2 separate regions of the Homo sapiens genome follow, and region 2 is linked to region 1. The links are chromatin loops, found by intact Hi-C in ENCODE. Cell type or tissue: PC-9. All regions are shown on one strand. Each heading gives the region's core, and the rest is flanking DNA. Links, peaks and the distances in the headings are about the cores only. Region 1 has its middle 60 kb from the start of ZNF684. Region 2 has its middle 31 kb from the start of CTPS1.

Region 1 (2,910 bases), core at 193-2,692:
ACCCTGTCTATACTAAAAATACAAAAATTAGCCAGATGTGGTGGGTGTCTGTAATCCCAGCTACTCGGGAGGCTGCGGCAGGAGAATTGCTTGAACCCGGGAGGCAGAGGTTGCAGTGAGCCGATATCGTGCCACGGCATTCTAGCCTGGGTGACAGAGGGAGACTCCACCTCAAAAAAGAAAAAAAAGCACTCAATCAGTCGTTGTTAGCAATTATGACAATTTTCTCCCCCTTTCTGTAAACCAGCTGCAGCTTACCCCACTCTTTTCATAACTTTGCCTCATATTTTATTGAGAGAATAAGAAAACCACAAAGGAAAGCCAGGAAGCTCCCTTCTTCCTCCCACCACATCTACCTCTGTGCCTGCATCTGTACTAATATTGTTTCTTTCCTCTGCCCATTAAAAATGTCCTTGCAGGCCAGGTGCGGTGGCTCACACCTGTAATCCCAGCACTTTGGGAGGTCGAGGTGGGCAGATCACTTGAGGTCAGGAGTTCGAGACCAGCCTGGCCAACATGGGGAAACCCCATCTCTACTAAAAATACAAAAATTAGCCGGGTATGGTGGCATGTGTCTGTATTCCCAGTTACTTGGGAGGCTGAGGCAGGAGAATTGCTTGAACCCGGGAGGCGGAGGTTTCAGTGAGCCAAGATTGCACCACTGCACTCCAGCCTGGGCGACACAGCGAGACTCCGTCTCAGAAAAAAAAAAAAAATAATAAGTCCTTGCTGACTCAATCTGTGCTCAGGATCCCACCCTGTTTACCTTGAAGGATTTCCTCAACTTCACCTTCTTTCCAGTATTGTTGATATCCCCCTCTGACAGCATGCAGACACCTTTTAAAACAAGAGGGAAAAACCGAACCCTTCCTCAACCCTGTACCCCTGGACAGCCTTTGAAAGATGGGATGGGGCCGGGCATGGTGGCTCACGTCTATAATCCCAGCACTTTGGGAGGCCTAGGAGGGCGGATCACGAGGTCAGGAGATCGAGACCATCCTGGCTAACACGGTGAAACCCCATCTCTACTAAAAATACAAAAAATTAGCCGGGTGTGGTGGTGGGCACCTGTAGTCCCAGCTGCTCGGGAGGCTGAGGCAGGAGAATGGTGTGAACCCGGGAGGCAGAGCTTGCAGTAAGCCGAGATCGCACCACTGCACTCCAGCCTGGGCGACAGAGTGAGACTGTCACAAAAAAAAAAAAAAAAAAAAGAAAGAAAGATGGGATGGGAGAGCAGAAGAGGGTCTCCACGTTTCCCTCATGGGGCTGGCTACTAAAAGGAATATTATCTGATAAATGATGGCAAGTCCCAAACATAGCCCCTACCTTATAGCAAGCACATAAATATTAGCCATTCTTCTCGTCGCTGTTGCTATTATTATTTTAAGTGTTCATTTCAGTGCTTGCTGCCACAGAGTGGAATCTCTTACAAAGATATTTTAGGCACCAATTAGGGTTCCAAATTTAAGAGACAATTCACAGAACTCACTTGAAGTAAGGAAAGGATTGCGAATATTGCCTGTTCCCACTTGATCAGCCAGACGCTGTCTTCCTCTGCCTGCCAGCTGGCAAGTTTTAATTTGCTTGCTCTTTTAGTTTTTTTTTTTTTTCATTAATATGTCTGCATATAAAAGTGAGGCAGGAGACTGGCAGGACTTGTTTTCTGGTCACAACCCTGATGAGCAAAACAGGATCTGGCCGACAGGATAAAGTGAAGAAACCACTGAAACCAGCAGATGGAGACAAAAGCCATCCCTAGCTGTCCTCGTTACTCATTAGCATAAGACATTCCCACCAGTGCCACGACAGTTTACAAATGCTATGGCAATGACCCAAAAGTTAGTACCTGTTTCCTAGAAAGTTCTAAATAACGCACCCCTCAATTTGCATTAACCCACCCCTGAATTTGTGTGTAATTGAAAGTAGGTATAAGTAGGTATAAACAGAATTGCCAAAAGTCCATAGGTTGCTGGTTCTGGGTGCACTGCTTGTGAGTTAGCCTTGCTCCTTGTGATGGTTACTAATAAGTGTCAGCTTGATTGGATTGAAGGATGCAAAGTATTGTTTCTGGGTGTTTCTAGTGTTGCAGAAGAGATTAACATTTGAATCAGTGGACTGGGAGAGGAAGACCCACCCTCAGGAAGACCCACCCACATTGTGAGTCTTGGCACCATCCAATTGGCTGCCAGTGAGGCTAGAAAAGAGCAGGCAGAAGAAGATGGAAGAAGCTGACTTGCTGAGTCTTCTGGCCTTCATCTTTCTCCCATGCTGGATGCTTCCTGCCCTCGAACATCAGACTCCAAGTTCTTCAGCTTTTGGACTCTTGGACTTACACCAGTGGTTTGCCAGGGACATTTAGGCCTTCAGCCACAGACTGAAGGCTGCACTCTCGGCTTCCCTAATTTTGAGGTTTTGGGACTTGGACTGAGCCACTAGTGGCTTCCTTGCTCCTCAACTTGCAGATGGTCTATTGTGGGACTTCATTTTGTGGGACTTCACTTTGTGATCGTGTGAGGCAATTGTCCTTAATAAAGTCCCTTTCATATATACATCTACGCTATTAGTTCTGTCCCTCTAGAGAACTCTGACTAATACACTCCTTGAGGAGCAGAACCGTTCAATAAACGATTGCTGTGTAACACCACTGGCTGGCCCTTGAATTCTTTCCTAGGCAAAGCCAAGAACTCACCTGGGCTAAGTCCCAATTTTGGGGCCCCTCTGTCCTGCACAAAAGGGCCACATGTTTCAAACATTTCAAAAACACATTATTCTTCAGTTGTTTTAGAATGTGTGGTGTGGTCAAAGACAGGCAGTTATCAGAAAATATTTTCTCATTTTATATCTCTTTTATTTCCCTGGTTCATAATGTAAAAGTGAATACTTAAAAAAAGATACGTAGCCCTGTAACTC
Region 2 (2,910 bases), core at 286-2,785, 360 kb after region 1:
CACTTTGGGAGGCCAAGGTGGGTGGATTACCTGAGGTCACGAGTTCTAAGACCAGCCTGGCCAACATGGCAAAACCCCGTCTCTATTAAAAATACAAAAATTAGCTGCGCATGGTGGCACGTGCCTGTAATCCCAGCTAGTCGGGAGGCTGAGGCATGAGAATGGCTTGAACCAGGGAGACGGAGGTTGCAGTGAGCCGAGATCACGTCATTGGAGTCCAGCCTGGGAGACAAGAGTGAAACTCCGTCTCAAAAAATAAAAAAATAAAAAAGAAAGACAATAATCTCTCTAGCTCTTTCCACATATATTTGATTATAAAAACACATACACATATGTAGCTATATGATTATAATATCTATTATGTATACCTGGAAATTAACATACTAAAGTGTTAACAGTGAGACAGATTGAAGGCAAAGATTGAAATTCATTTTATTTCTCTATCACTGAAATTTTTTTCATTGAGCACATTACTACTTTTGTAACAATGTTAAAAATCATCTTTATTAAAAATTATTTTAAGGTCAAGGCAGATGGATCACTTGAGGTCAGGAGTTTGAGACCAGTCTGGCCAACATGGTGAAACCCCATTTCTACTAAAAATACAAAAATTAGCTAGGCATGGTTGCGCACACCTGTAATCCCAGCTACTCGGGAGGCTGAAGCAGAATTGCTTGAACCCGGGAGGCAGAAGTTGCAGTGGACCGAGCTCCCACCACTGCACTCCAGCCTGGGCAGTAGAGCAAGTCTTCGTGTCAAAAAAAAAAAAAAAATTATTTTAACTGATGTTATGGTTACTAAAAGTCGGCCTGGAAGGACAGATGACTCCCAGACTGCTAACAAATAGGGTTTTCTCCCGGACAGCGTTTCCCTCCCCCGGCTATTAGAGGTTTCCCACCAAGACTCCTGGCTTCCTTTTCAGAGCCAAGAGAGCCAAAGGGGCCCTTGTGTTGCCCAGGGCTCACTGGGGCATAGTAAACATGCCCTAAATACAGTGCAGTCCCACCCTTAACAGTAAAGCTACCCTATCCAGCAGCCCTTTCGCAGAGTGCGGGAATAGCAGCCTCCCCTTCCCACCCCATACTGTGAGCTTCCCTAGGGCAGACACCAGGGCTAACTGTTGTCTGTATTCCTAGCAGCCAGCACAGATAATATTACTCGAACTAATTTATTAACACAAACACAGACTAACACAACTCGCCCACCAGGCAGATGGCGAAGCCTGGCTATAAAACTGGCACAAGGAAGAGAGAAAATTGATTAGCAATGAGTCATGAATGGCAGGAAAGCATGAAGGAGAAAAGGCAGATACACGAAGTCTGTCTACCAGCTGGTCCTTTTTTAAAAAGGGAGGAGGCAGACAGTGCCCCCTACAGGGCTAATGGAAATGGCATCTGCCCTTTTTAGGAAGAAGGGCAGAGGTAGGTAGGGTTGGAGGGGTGGGGAGGTGGGTGCGGGCTATGCTGTATTCTATCCTGCAATGCCAGTGAGTGAGACTGTAGATCATGTTGCCACTAATGACATCTGGTGGAAACGGCATTTGTGGTGGAGATAACTTAATAACATAGCATGTGCGGCACTGTGCTACAGCCCACAAGAAATGGAAAGAATGGCAAGAAGTACTTGTTTGTCCCTGTGTCCCCAGCACCAGGGGCCTGGCACAGAGCAGGGGCTCACTAGAAGCTTGAGAAGGAAGGAAGCCAGGGAGTGAGGTAAGGAGGGAGGGCAAAGGGAGGAGATAGGGAAAATGACGCAAGGACCAAGGAGCTCTTTCCTTTAATTTATTTTATTTTATTTTTTCTTTTCTTTTCTTTTCTTTTCTTTTTTTTTTTTGAGACAGGGTATTGCTCTGTCACCTAGGCTGGAGTGTACCAGTGCAATCACGGCTCATAGCAGCCTCTACCTCCTGGGTTCAAGCTATCCTCCTGCCCCAGCCTCCCAAGTAGCTAGAACTACAGGTGTGTGCTGCCACACCCAGCTAATTTTTAAAAAATATTTTGTAGAACCATGGAATACTATGCAGCCATAAAAAAGAATGAGATCAGCTGGGCATGGTGGCTCATGTCTGCACTTACTCCCAGCACTTTGGGAGGCCGAGGCAGGCGAATCATGAGATCAGGAGTTCAAGACCAGCCTACCCAATATGGTGAAACCCCGTCACTACTAAAAATACAAACAATTAGCTGGGCGTAGTGGTGGGCACCTGTAATCCCAGCTACTCGGGAGGCTGAGGCAGGAGAATCACTTGAACCTGGGAGGCAGAGGTTGCAGTGAGCTGAGATCGCGCCACTGCACTCCAGCCTGGGCGACAAAGTGAGACTGCATCTCAAAAAAAAAAAAAAAAAAAAAGAGAGATCATGTCCTTTGCAGGGACATGGATGGAGCTCAAAGCCATTATCCTCAGCAAACTAATGCAGAAACAGCAAACCAAATACTGCATGTTCTCACTTACAAGTGGGAACTGCATTATGTTAACACATGGACACATATGGGGGGGCAACAACACACACTAGGACCTGTCGGAGGGTGGGAGGTGGGAGAAGGGAGAGCATCAGGAAGAAAAGCTAATGGATGCTGGACTTAATACCTGAGTGATGGGATGATCTGTGCAGGAAACCACCATGGCACACGTTTACCTATGTAACAAACCTGCACATGCTGCACCTGTATCCCTGAACTTAAAATAAATGTTGGAAATTTAAAAAAAAAAGAAAAGAAAAGAAAAAAATCTTTTGTAGAAACAGGGTCTCACTATGTTGCTCAGGCTGGTCTTCAACTCCTGAGCTCAAGCAATCCTCTCGTCTTGGTCTCCCAAAGTGCTGGAATTACAGGCGTGAGCCACTGTGCCTGGCTGAGGAAGGTCTTTTCTAGTTTTATGACATGAGGGGATCCTTTGAGGGGGTTCCTGGA

The links. A loop is a pair of places that touch in the nucleus more often than their neighbours do. Peaks named below come from ENCODE experiments on the same cell type or tissue, not always from the same donor. Only the 100,000 strongest peaks of a DNase experiment are listed, where the experiment ranks them.
Region 2: it touches region 1 in a loop (6-fold over the local background); 14 of 110 quality-filtered maps call a loop at or near these places.

What each region holds. Positions count from the first base shown.
Region 1 is chr1:40,590,622-40,593,531 of GRCh38, forward strand. No RefSeq gene overlaps it. Among named protein-coding and RNA genes, the nearest start is that of ZNF684, 60 kb to the left of the region's middle. In PC-9, for the core only: a CTCF peak has its summit at 1,755 (motif pointing right); a DNase peak (open chromatin) is centred at 1,710.
Region 2 is chr1:40,947,736-40,950,645 of GRCh38, forward strand. No RefSeq gene overlaps it. Among named protein-coding and RNA genes, the nearest start is that of CTPS1, 31 kb to the right of the region's middle. In PC-9, for the core only: CTCF peaks have their summits at 1,366 (motif pointing left) and 1,568 (motif pointing left); a DNase peak (open chromatin) is centred at 1,276; H3K27ac peaks cover 472 bases.